2 separate regions of the Homo sapiens genome follow, and region 1 is linked to region 2. A link is a loop called in an ENCODE intact Hi-C map of the cell type or tissue named here. Cell type or tissue: mesothelial cell of epicardium. All regions are shown on one strand. Links, peaks and the distances in the headings refer to the core of each region. The heading gives the core; the rest is flanking DNA.

Region 1 (7,114 bases), core at 1,218-6,217, 65 kb before region 2:
GAAAACTGCTTTCCCTCTTTAATATTCACTATCCTCTTCTCACAGCCTGTAAGCCTCGCTCAAATTAGGGTGCAGCTGCAACCCAAACCCAAAATAAAATGCCCAAGCACGCGACAGGGACACACACGGCTCCAGATCCACCGGCCCCGCCCGCCTCCTCTCCACAGCCTGGCTGCTAGCAGGCAAAGAAGTCAGGGAAGATGCTCTCCACCTCGTCCTTCAGGGCCAGGCCTGCACAGTCCACATCCAGGCCCCACGGCTCCAGAGGGCTGTCCTGGAGCTCCTGGGAGCCAAGCTCAGGGTCCCCTAGGAAGCCTGGCTCTCCAACATCCAGTGGACTGCTCTCAGCTGGGGCCCATGCAGGGCCACTGCCTCCTCGACCCTCCAGAGACCCTGGAAGCAAACAGGACACATCGGCAGGGCAGGCAGGTGCTCTGGGAGCTTGAGGCAGACAGGTGGGGTCGGAGGAACAGAGCTCCCACCTCAGTCCGTCTGCCCTGCCCTGTCCCCGCTGCACAGAGGCTGTGATGAGGTGGGTGAGCTCATACCTGGTGGCCCCAGACCCAGGACACCTGTTGGACCAGAACCAGGAACGGGCTCCCAAACACTAAATCCTAAATGGAATGGACACACGCCATGTCACAGGGCCATACACCTTTGCCGGCCAGCACGGGCTGGACCAGGGGCCTCGCTGACACAGGGTCAAGGGGAAGAATACAGGGCTCCAAGCACCGCCAGCTCTCATGCAGGCTCGTCCACATCACGTTCACTCACACACTCACATATCACCTATAACGCTCAATACCAGACACGGCCCAACAGCTAAGCACCAACGGTGGAGAAAACGGGGGCTCAGACACAGACCCTGGGGCCCCCTGACACACGCTAGGCCTGAGTCCCAATTCCCCAGCTCATATCAGGTGCTTACGCGGGGGGACCAGCCCTGAACCCAGGGCCCCACTCACCCGGCCACGAGCTGGGACCAGCAGTCAGCAGGAAGGACGTCCCATCGTCCACATCAGACCCCAACGCAGACCTGGAAGCGACAAGCTCTTCCTCAGTGGCCACAAGCGGACCCAGACCTTGGAGCTCAAGGAAACATTTGGGCCCAAGTCCTGCAAAGGCAGCTTCGAATGCAAAGATCTAGGCACCACTCCTGACAGGCTCCACCCTGCCCAGCGGGGAGAAATGCAGAGGCCACAGCCGCTGAGGACACGGGCCAGCGGCTCTCGCGGGTCCCGATCCGTCCTGCAGAGCATCTCTGCCGGTTTCTCTCCAGCCACAGTCTCGCTCTTCTCGTCCCCTCCCTCCCCCTCCCCTCCCCCTCCCACACCCCAGCTGGTATGTGCTCACGAAACACAAACTCATTTTACTATCAGCCAAAACAAATGACAATTAGGAAGACAAAAGTGTTTCCAGAAACACACATTAGAAAGCCACACGGCAAGGCTGGCTGGTCCTGTCCTGGGCTGTGGCCTTGGCCTCCCTCCCACGGGCACAGAAGCAGAGACGGAAGCTTCCAGATGCCGAGAAAGTGGGCCCAAGCAGGACTGGGAGGAGGTGGGACAGGCTCACACACACATGCTCGCTCACGCACACACAGGCGTGCACACCACCTGGGCACTCACCCGGCCTCCTGCGCCAGCATGGGGTCCTCCTTGGCTGGCTCCCCCAGAGGTGCAGCCCCCATGGCCAGGGGCCCAGCCTGGCCCAGCCAGCCAAGGGCCTCCCCGCTCATCACGGGCAAGGTCTGCTGCTGCGAGAACGGAGGCCAGGACAGGGGTGGCCTCACAGCCTTAGGAAGACTCCGGCCTGGGGGCCACGGCACCAGGCTGGAAGGTTCTGGGAGAGAAGTCAGATGCGGGTCAGCCTTCCCTGCCCAGCCCCACAGGCTGCCCCCGAGGACCTCGTGACTCACGGGCTCGGTCCACTCACACTGACCGAGCACCTGCTCTGCTGCCTGCACCCTGCAGCAGGGACACGTGGGAGGAAGCTCAGAAGCGGGTGGCACACAGGTAAACAAGGAAAAGATGAACACCCAGAGGTGGGGTGCCCAACACCTGGGGGCCAAGGGCTTCCTAGAGGGGGTGCTGGCTTGGCCAGCCGCAAGGGGCTTGGATCTGGGGACCCTCTCAGCACCGCCTCCCGGACCTCGAGCTCTGCCCTCAGACCTGCTCGCTCCCCACGTGCCTGGCTGACTCCTGGGTTTCCGGAGTGCCCTGATGACCCCAGCTCTGACACCAGCCCTGCCAACTGCATGACTGCTCCCAGCCACAGCTGGGAGCCAAAAGGCACAGCCCTGCCTCTCATGGCACCTGGCGACTTCCAGACGCTACCACAGCAGGGGCCGAGGGGAGTTCGGTCATCAGAGGCGCCCTGCAGGGCCACCCACAGAGGGACCAGAGCTCAGCTGTGGGTGGCATTAGGGACAAAGGCCCCGGGTGGCAGAGGGAACAGCTGGGAGGCCTCGGGCCCCTGGCTCACCCCAATTACAGTTCCTGCCATGGCCAGGCAGCATAGGCGGAAGGGCAGATGGGGCGCCCCGGGGAAAACAGATCTCCGGCCACATCCAAAACACACCAGCCACAGGCGGGTGAGAGAAGCAGGGCCACAAAGCTGGACGGAGCAACCAGGATGGGGCCGAGTCCCTCTACCTCCCCACTTCCCACAGACCCAGGACAGAACCAAGTCCCTCTACGTCCCCATGCTTCCCAGCAGACCCAGGGAGTGACCAGGATGGGGCAAGTCCCTCTACGTCCCCATACTTCCTGCAGACCCAGGGAGTGACCAGGATGGGGCCAAGTCCCTCTACGTCCCCATGCTTCCCAGCAGACCCAGGGACCCAGGGAGGAGAAGATCAGGCCCTCCCTTCCCTGGAGCACATGGAAGTCCCAGGAGGAGACAGGATAGAAGGAACAGCTCCCATGGTGGCCTTTGCCCAGGACTCTCCCTTCCTCGAGCCACACTTCCTCCCTCCCGAGAGCACACGTCCTCCTTTTCACAAAAGCAGGCACAGCCCGGGGGCCTTGAATCAAGCTCATCCCTCAACACGTGGGTTTCTCACCAACACAAGGGCCTGGGAAAACTTCGAACCCCGTTTGCAAACAGCCCCCATTGTTCTTAGGGCTAAAGCACAGCCTGGCGCCGCTCCCCAGGCCAAAGGCACCCCACATGCACACCCAGGACTCACCTGAGAAAGGGGGCAGCCCACCCCGCACCTGGCACAGCCCCAACAGTGCCTCACACTTGTCCGTGCCCAGGGACGTGCAGCTCGCGGGGTCCCACTGCCTGGAGGACGCAAGGATGTGCGGCACGGGCTCTGGGCTGGCCGACGCTGGATCCAGGGACCAAGGACTTTCCAGAAACGCCTTCACATCTGGGGTTCTAGAAGGAGCAACATGACAAGGATCCTGGGTCTATTCCCCAGCCCCCTGGAAGGCTGCCCCCACCCACCCCAAGAGCAGAGGGCTGGACCCATCCCCAGGACACCCCAGGCACCACCCAGCATCAAGCCAGCCTCTGCCCAGGGGCCCTGGGCCAGCCAAGCTCCACAGCTGTCTACCCAGTTTCCCTCTGCCCAACTCCTCCGGTTCTAGATTCTTCCACAGCTAATTAGCCACCAGTCCCATGCCCCAGCCTGCTTTGGGGTAAAATGGGTACATTTAAACACAAGATGCAGACAGTCCTTCAACCTGGGGAGCTGCCATTCTGAAAAGAACCAAATTATCTTGACTTCAGAAAACTGCATTCCTGAAGCTGCCCATGGGGAGGAGTATGACACCTCACTGACCACCTGTAAATTCCCCACACACAGGAGCAGAAGAGATCCTCCCGGGCACCTCCCACCTCCACACCAGCCCAGGCCCTCAATTCTGCTGACCGCGCTCCCCCCTTGCTGGAGCTCGCCCATGTTGGTCACCTCACACCTGGCCACCTGAGTTGGCAGGGCCCTGGGCAGGTCACCACCTGCGGAGGCCAAGCCGGGCCTCCAGGCCACACCCTCCCGAGGACATGCCAGGGGGCTTTGGGTCTGCTGCTCCCAGGGTCACCCAGCCCTGGAGAGCGGGCCCCAGGAGACACTAACCGAGTCCCGCTGGACGCTCCCGTCCCAGGGTCTGGCACACCTGCTTGAATCTGACTCGACAACGTCAACTGTAAAACATCCTCCTGCAACGAGTGCCACATTTCCTTGGAGGAAGCAAGAATCTGAAATTTAAGTAAACATGTAAAACAAAGACAGAGACAGTCAGCTGAGAAACCCAAGACACGGTGACAAGACTGCTACCCCAGGGCCTGGAGGGTCACTGTGAGCTCGGTCCCCGCTTGGAACTTGGGGGCGAGAGTACAGGTTGACAACGAGGCTGAGGTTCCACCCCCGAAAGGCCCCACCATTCCTGAATCAGGCTGTGCATACCCAAGGGCCTCACTGCAAATGCTGGGACCCCTGACCTCACAGATGACAACACAGTTTCATTCCCCACACAGGTCCTCAGCCCCAGCACTCACGGGGTCAGCCAGAGCCCCCAGAGCCTTGGAGAGGGGAGAGGAGCCTCTCTCTTGGAGACGTGCAGAGAAATGATCTAGGGGGTGCTCAGCCAGGGAGGATCAGGAGACCCCAACTCTCCCCCAAATTGGCACGGAGCATCTCGGCAACCCATCAATGAACAGGACTCAGGGGCACAGGAGGGCTGGAAAGGAAGGCTTGCTCCTTTCCAGGAACAGAATAACAACAGGTAAGGCTTGAACAAATCAGGAAGTGCCCTGCCGAAAACGTGGCCTGCTCTAGCCGTGGAGACCCAGAGGGCTGAAGGAGACGGGGATGACAGGGGACACACTGCCTGCAAGGTGGTGAGATGTCCCATCACCGTGATGCCGGAGGACTGACGGCGTCTACCCTTACAACTCACAGCGTGCTGCTCCTGACTGGGCCCCAGGGCGCTGGCAAGCCGCAGGAACTGCACAGACATCTCCAGGACCGAGGCCATGTCCTCCCGCCGGCCATCGAACTGGGGCAGCAGGGCCCGCAGACGCTCACAGCTCAACGACATCCGCTTCCTGGTTCCGGTCAAGAAACAAATACCTCTGGGCCCTCCTGCCCTCCCCGAGAAGGGACAGCAACTGCTAGAACCTGCCAGATAGACCCTGGGCGCTTGTCAGGCAGAGGGGGCTACAAGATGACTCAGAGCTGCCCCCGTGGTCTGAAGCCCCGAGATCCACATCAGAGCACAGCCTGGGCCTGACCCCTGGACCTCGGCGACAGGCTGTCCAGCCCAGGCCCAAACCATGGCTGCTTTGCGGTGTGGAAAAGACAGCGAGGGTCAGAGGCAGTCAGAAGCACAGAGGGTCACAGGTGCACAGCCTCAAGAGGCCAAGGCTTCAGGATAAAGAGGGGCTGCAGGATGTTCCCCAACAGGGCTTTTCTGGTTTACTTGGAGATGTGCAGTCTGTCCTTCTCCTGGGCACAGGCCACGAGCCCCTCCCAGCTGCCTGACACCTGGTGGCAGCCCCGAACATAATCTCACCCGCTCCACCCCTTTACAGCGCCCTCACCCCTGGGAGGCACCACCACTCACCTGCGCTCCCTCTCGCTGATCACGTTCCGCCGAAGGCAGGAGCTGGGACCCTCGGCCACCGTAGGGGCCTTGGGCGGGCCCGAGCCCCGGGCCGAGTCCTCGCAGCAGGAGAGGGCACCAGACAGGGAGCCGCTGCCGAGAAAGCCAAGAGCACCGGGCCCTGAGAACCCCAGAAAAGGCCACCAGGAGTCCCAGATGCCAGAATGGGCGTCTTTGGGGTGCGGGTGGAAGCCAAGACTGGGTCACGTAGGGACACGGCCCGGCCCTCTCTGCACCCCTTCCCCTCTCCCAGGGTCCAGGGCTCCGCCCCAGGAGGCCCAGGATGGGTGGAGCCCAGCAACTTGCGGAAGAACCCCTGGGTACAGGCCTTGGGCCCCCAACCCCTTGGCCGCCAGCCCAATTCCTCACTTGCATCCCCTGACGGTAGGGATTCTGGAGACCTCCGGGTAGGGCTCGGAGCACCGGGACGCCATGAACTCGCAGCTGCGGAGCGACCCCACGCGCACGGCCCCTTCCGCAGGCAGCCCCGCCCCCTCACGTGTGCTCTGCCCACCTGCCACGTGCTTTCCACCTAGCCCACCCCACCCCCACTTGCAATCCGCCCCCATAGCGCATGCGCTCTAGCCCTCCCCACGCAGCCAGCCCGGGGCCCACGTGACCCGCGTTCCTGCAAAGAAGGTGCTGGAAAGGGACTCGGGGGGTCCACCCACTCTATGCCCCCGCAGGACGCCAGGGGAAGGGGCCCCAGCCCAGGTGGCCCTGCCTCTACCCTTACCTTCCCGGGGGTCGCCTCGGTTCCCACTTATGCGGTGGTCTCGGTGCCCTTGGGCACTTTGGAGATGCGGGCTCTGCCCTTAGGAGCCCAGCCCCTGGTGGGAGTGGGCGGGCTGGGCTGAGTTGTTTAGCCCAGGCCTGGGGGACCCAGGGACACAGGGAGGGGGAAGGGTACCCGCCTGCTCCCCAGTCGCCCACGCCTCCATTTTCCCCCAAATCTAGTACGCTTGCAGACGCTGCGCCTCAGGGTAGGGTCACCATCCACACTTCTGGGTCGCCCAGAACCAGGGGCATCTTGTCCCCACCCCAGGCCACCATCGTCCGTGCTCTTCCTCCCGCTGAGCTCTGCCGGGCACCCTCGGAACCGTCTGTCCCTTCACCTGGCCCTGCCCAAGCACCATCCCCGCTTTATGCCCTGGGGCCCCAGCTCGACCCCTCACCTCACACTCTCAACAGGTTTCTGCGGGATCGCGGGGGTCCTGCCCATCCAAATTCAGAAAGCTCCGGCGCCAGGTGTTTGCTCACCTCCCCGCTGAACTCCAGGAGCCGCCCTGCGCTGGGCTTGAGTCCCCCAGTACATACTTTTGGGGGGATGACGGAGGGAAGGGGGAGGTGGAGACCCTTCCTCTTTCACGGAGGTTGCGGGGGGCCCTCAGGGAAGCAGAGGGGACGAGGGTGGGGGGTGAGGCTGGACTGTTGGGAGGACATCCCTGGCCTGGCTCGTGCTGAGGTCGTAGCGGGAGGAGGTGGGGTGGGTGGCAGGGGCT
Region 2 (5,878 bases), core at 854-5,853:
CCTAGGCCAGGTGGGGTCTCTTGGCTGAGGCCCAGCTGAAAGCAGGGTCTGGAGGCAGCCAGGGTAAAGGTGGGGGTGCCCAGAGCTGCGAGGGCCTCCAGCCCACCCAGGCATGCCCACTGTGCCCACCTGCCTGTGTCCTCGTGGAGGGCTCCATGTTGCTGCTCTGCCTTGGGTCCCAGCGAGGCCTGGTCACCACTTCCCGTCCCCAGGCAGGGATGTCAGGCAAGCACTGTGCCCTGGGGGAGGGAGAGTGCCCTGCGTTTCCCGCCTCCCTTCCCCCCTGCCCCTCATGACAGACTGACAGACACAGAGCTGAGTGGGCAGATTGGGGCATCCATGAGGATAGCATCTGGGACCTGGCGGCGACCCCAGCCCTGCCCATTAGACCTCCCAGCCTCAGGCCTGGGCGCTTGTCTGGCTGTGCCGGGCAGAGGCCTGAGTGTGGTGGGTAAAGGGGCAAGGCTCTGAGATGGGGGTAGAGGGCCAGACCCCAGGCCCACCCCTGTGTCACCCAAGCCCACGCTGATGACACAGCCCTGCATCCCCTGCTCCCAGAGAATGTTCCAGGGACCTAGGAGAGAGCCACCCGGCAGGCAGGGAGGCTCCGGGGAATTCGCCGTGAACAGAGGCCGCCATGCTGTGGCCAAGCTGCATTGTCAGCCAGCGTCAGGCAGGAGGTGGCTCCGGCAGAGCTTGGGGACAGATGGGCAGGGCTGAGGGCCTGATGCCACCCAGCTGTCAGGAGGGCGGGGCTCGCCTGGTGATGCACAGCTCAGTCTCCTGGGCAGTGAGGGTCCCGTGGGCAGGCAGGATCTCTGAGGGGCCACGGCCCCCCAGCTCCTGGGCCCCAGGCCGCCCCTCACTGCCAGGGGTTGCAGGACCTGCGGCATCCAGCACCTGGAGCGGGCGGGCGAGAACCTGTCCCTCCTGACCTCCTTCTACTTCTGCATCGTCACCTTCTCCACCGTGGGCTACGGTGACGTCACGCCCAAGATCTGGCCATCGCAGCTGCTGGTGGTCATCATGATCTGCGTGGCCCTCGTGGTGCTCCCACTGCAGGTGGGTCCTCTGGGCACCAGCCCTGGGTGGCACCAGCAAAGGGACAGGCGGGTGCCAGTAGAGGGAGGGTGCCACTGAGGCTGTGGCACAGTGCGGGGGCCACTCCCAGGAGGGGACAGTGAGGCCAGGCGGGTGGTGCCTGCTCCGTTGCACGCCCCCACTGAGGGTCTACGGCGGGTCCGGTGGTGCTCAGCATGGTGGGTAATGATGGAGTCCCGTGAGCTGGCCTCTTCCTTCTGGGGAGATGGTGGGTCTCCAGTGCCAGGGTGACCTGCCCCTCCCAGGCCCAGGCAGAGTGCAGGGAAGGGTCAAGGTGGACAGCCGGCCCATTTCCCATCCACAGCCAGGTGCAGCAGCAGCTGCCAGGCCCACAGGGGGCACACCCCCCCGGCCACCCCAGTGGCTTCCCCGTCACCACTGCTGTGGCCCACTGCCCACTGAGCAGAGGAGGGGACGGGGCAAGACCTCAGTGGGAAAGGTGGAGGCCTGGAGAGGGCAGCTGCCTCAGGGTGTGAAGTGCTTGGGCCTGGACTGCCTCCGACACCTCCTCCAGGCACCCCAGCCCACCCTGGAGGGACCCTGCTATTGGGGAGATGGGAGAAGGAGGGGACCCCTGTGGGTGGTGGAACATTTTCCAGGAGGCTGGGTAGGAGGAAGAGCCTGAGGAGGTGGCCAGGGCCTTCTGGGAGACAGACCCCCAGGTGGCTGCAGGATGCCGGGGAGACAGGGCAGTGCTCCTAGGGAGCCTCTGCTGACCCCAGGCTCAGCCCCAGCTCCCTCCCGCTAAACAGCAGTGGGCGTGGCCCAGGTATGGGCCCAGGCCAGGCCTGGCTCTTCTCCTCACTATATCCAAGCCAAAGCTGTGGCACCAGCTGTACGGCCCCCAGCGTGGGCCATGTTCTCCACATCTGTGGCTTCTGTTCTCCTGAGTTCAGATGGGGCCGTGCGCGTCTTTCCATCTGGTTGTCGGCCACTCCACCGTCCAGTGCCACGAGTCCCGCTCCTGTGAGCTGCCCGCTCCTCTTTGGTCTTCCCCCTGGTTCTCGCTGATGAGCGAGTCTCTGTGTTCTAGAAGAAGCCAGTTGTGTGTGGCTTTCCCGTTACTTCCTGCTCTGTGACCGCCCCTCTCACTTTGCTTACAGAATCTTCCATTCACGGATGGTCTTGATTTTTTTTTTTTAAATTAGAGATAGGGTCTCACTCTCATTTTGTTGCCCAGGCTGGCCTCGAACTCCTGGGCTCAAGCGATCCTCCCGCCTCAGCCCCAGAAATAGCTGGGATTACAGGCGGCTTGGCTTTGATTCACCAATCTTTCCCTTATGGTTTCTGTTTTCCTGTCTTTACTGAAAAGATCATTCCCTCCCTCGATCATAAACCTGGCTTCCTATTTTCTTCTAAAAGTGTAAAGCTCGCCTCTCACCTGGAGGGTTTCACCCACCAGGAACCACCATGTGGGGTGGGGTGGAGCTGGGTTCTCCCCTCTGACGCCTGCTCCCCCACACCCTGCATTCTGCTCCTTTCTCTGCGCATTTCATAACCAGGCAAGGGCGGGAGTGAGGGTGGGAGTGAGGCCAGGAGCACAGTGTGGGGGGCACTCCGTGCAGTGACACTGCCTCCCTCCTCGGCCCTCCTGCCCCAATCCGTAAATCTCACCTCAAATTCTTTACCTTAATTACTTCTGCAAAGACCCTTTTGCAAATGAGGACTCATCCTGAGGTGCAGGGGGACCTGCTTTCAGGGCCATCCTTGACCTTGCTACGGGCCCCCAGCCTCCGTCCCTGGTCCGCCCCGGCCCACACTTCACCACGTGGCCGGCACCTGCTGAGGCCGCTGCACCCAGATGCTCTGCAGAGGCGTTGACCCATCCAGTCTCTGAATTCCCCACAAGCCCTTCCAGAGAAACATCCGAGAGGCCCCTGGCCCAGCCGAGGTCAGAGGAAGGGTCAACAGGGCCAATGCGTCCCCCTTTCCCCTGTGGGCCCACGGCCCAGCCACACGCAGCTCCACCTTCGGGCTGCGTCCGGCTCCTCTCCCCACCCCACACACCCCAGAGCGAAGAGGAGCCCCAGCCCCAGCCACCCCCAGGGTCGCTTTCAAATAAAGCAGGAGCGAAGCGCTCTCTCCCGTGCTTCTCACGAGACCGTGGCACCCACGGGTAAGGGCCAAATCGGGATGTGCAGCAGGCCTGTTCCATGTCCCTCTGCTGCGTCCACAGCCTCCGGGCCGGGGCTGCCTTCCCATTCTGCTCCTGAAGCACCAGGGGAGCCCCCACCTCCCCTTATCTCCATTAAGAAGTAAGACAAGGCCAGGCGCAGGGCTCATGCCTGTAACCCCAGTACTTTGAAAGGCCAAGGCGGGAGGATCGCTTGAGCCCAGGAATTTGAGATCAGCTTGAGCAACGTAGAGAGACTCCCATCTCTACCAAAAAGTATGAAAATTAGCTGGGTGTGGCGGCATGCACCTGTAGTCCCAGCTACTTGGGAGGCTGAGGCAGGAGAATCGCCTGAGCCCTGAGGTTGAGGCTGTGGTGAGCTGTGATCTCGCCATCGCACTCTAGCCTATGCAACAGAGAGTGAGACCCTGTTTCAAAAAGAAAAAGAAAAAAGGGCCAGGCACAATGGGTCCTGCCTGTAATCCCAGCACTTTGGAGGGCCGAGGTGGGTAGATCACTTGAGATCCGGCGTTCAAGACCAGCCTGGGAAACATGGCAAAACCCCGTCTCTACCAAAAAATAGGAAAAATTAGCCAGGCATGATGGCACACAGCTGTAGTCCCAGCTCCTCGGGAGGCTGAGGTGGGAGGATCACTTAAGCCCAGGAGGCAGAGGTTACAGTGAGCCAAGATCACACCACTGCACTCCAGCCTGGGTGACAGAGCGAGATGCCATCTCAACACCATCTTAAAACAAACAAGACAAGGTGACTCCAGGTGCACCAGGTCCTGCAGGCATCACACCTGCACTGCTCTTCAGGGAAATTCACGGAACAAATGCGCCATCGTCACGAGAACTGATTGCATCGATGGGTATGGCCATGGTGACAAGTGACCGACAGCCCAGCAGCCTGCACGCAGAGGTGTCACTGTAGCTCGAGCTCCGTGTCCACAGTGGGGTCCCTCAGATCAGCCACTGCCTGACTGCCTTGTCTCCTTTCTCCCGTGTGGGGCAGGCAGAGCAGGCCCTGAGTGGGACAAGCTCTGAGCGAGGCAGGGAGGAAGGCGGGGGCAGGGCCTGGGGGCTGGCGCACCCTCCCTCCCATCAGCCCTGCCGGACCTGGTGCTCAAACCTGACCCAGGTGGGCCTGTGCTGTCCCTGGCAGGGCTGGGGGTGATTGGGACAGTGATGCCGCTGACCCCACCGTCTAAGCCGCTCCCTGCCTCCTCCGAATGACTGGAAAGACTGAGCCTCTCACTGGCGATGGTAAGGGTGGGCTGCAGTGCCCTTGCCCTTGGTCTCCACTGGGCTGAATGCACCAGTAAAAGCCCTTGAAGCAGAGTGATGACCCCGAGGCCCTCGCTCACGAGCGTCCTTCTGGAACACAGCAGCGCCGGCTGGGTCTCCTGGAAGTATCCTCCAGGCTCTTCGATCAGCAAGACAGACAGGCAGCTTAAACAGCAGATATGTATCCTCCGCCAGCCCTGGAGGACAGAATCGGAAGTGGAGGGGTTGGCAGGGCTGACCCTATCAGGCCGCTTTGGGGGAGATTGTCCCATGCCTCTCTCCAGCTTCTGGTGGGGCCGCAATCCCTGGGGCTGCTTCTACGGTGGCTGTAGAAACCTCAGCCTCTGCCCCGTGTGCACTTGGCCTCTTCTCTGTACCTCTCACTGGATTTAGGGCCCACTCCAACCCAGGGTGACCTTATCTTAAATCATTACATCTGCAGAGACCTATTTCCAATCAGATCACATGGCGAGGTTCTGGGCAGATAGGACTTTTAGGGTCACTACGGAGCTGCCGTCATTAGCTCCTTCATCCTCACGGCGGCCCTGGAGGGTTGCCGTGCCATGCAGCCATCTTGTAGGTGAGGAAGCTGAGGCTCAGAGTGGGGGACGTGAGCCCTGGGGTGTCTGACAGCAGAGCCCCCGCCAGCACCATCCGCGGGGAAGCCTCTGTTCCGGTCGCCCTGGAGTCTTGAGCACCTCCCAGCTGTGGAAACTGTTTTGTGTGGCAAGGCAGTGGAGCCTCGTCACCGGAACAAAGCAGGCGCTGGATAAGTGCAATGCGATGGTCCCATTTAGACCAGACGATAGCACATCAGCCATGCAGCCCACAGTCCATGGGAGCTCCTGCCATTGTTCATTTAACACGTGTTCAACAAGCCGGGCACCATGACTCAGCCTGTAATCCCAGCACTTCAGGACGACAAGGCAGGAGGATCGCTTGAGCCCAGGAGTTCGAGACCAGCCTGGGCAATGTAGTGAGACCCCATCTCTACAAAAAATAAAAATAAAACTAGCTGGTCATGGTGGTGATGCACCTAGAATCCCAGCTACTCAGGAGGTTGAGGCAGGAGGATGGCTTGAGCCCGGGAAGTCAAGGCTGCAGTGAGCTGTGATTGCACCACGGCACTCCAGCCTGGGTGACAGAGTGAGCCTCCGTCTCAAAAAAAAGAAAAGCCAAAGACTTTCACCTAGAGGCCAGTGGGGCCGGTGCTGGGAGGCCCCGGTGGCCTCTGTTTTGGATCTGTCCCCTTTGAGTCTCAACACCCAGAGCTTGCATCTGGGGAGCATGAGCCAGGGCAGGCAGCATCCTCAGACCAGCAGCCTCAAACCACCTGCCCCCCAGACATAGGCTCCTGACAGTGAGGCCTGCGAGTGC

The links. Peaks named below come from ENCODE experiments on the same cell type or tissue, not always from the same donor. Only the 100,000 strongest peaks of a DNase experiment are listed, where the experiment ranks them.
Region 1: a loop joins it to region 2, with 6 times the contacts of the local background. A loop is called at or near these places in 2 of 110 quality-filtered maps.

What each region holds. Positions count from the first base shown.
Region 1 is chr9:135,693,422-135,700,535 of GRCh38, forward strand. It overlaps SOHLH1 (spermatogenesis and oogenesis specific basic helix-loop-helix 1), which reads right to left and starts at 6,060. Exons shown (of 8, transcript NM_001101677.2): 1 at 5,982-6,060; 2 at 5,574-5,705; 3 at 4,908-5,055; 4 at 4,085-4,206; 5 at 3,191-3,384; 6 at 1,629-1,842; 7 at 966-1,036; 8 at 1-393. The coding sequence starts at 6,046. The coding sequence ends at 176. RefSeq lists an enhancer at 1,156-1,670. In mesothelial cell of epicardium, for the core only: no CTCF peak of the experiment used is centred there; no DNase peak of the experiment used is centred there.
Region 2 is chr9:135,758,798-135,764,675 of GRCh38, forward strand. It overlaps KCNT1 (potassium sodium-activated channel subfamily T member 1), which reads left to right. Exons shown (of 31, transcript NM_020822.3): 11 at 882-1,062. Among named protein-coding and RNA genes, the nearest start is that of KCNT1, 60 kb to the left of the region's middle. In mesothelial cell of epicardium, for the core only: no CTCF peak of the experiment used is centred there; no DNase peak of the experiment used is centred there.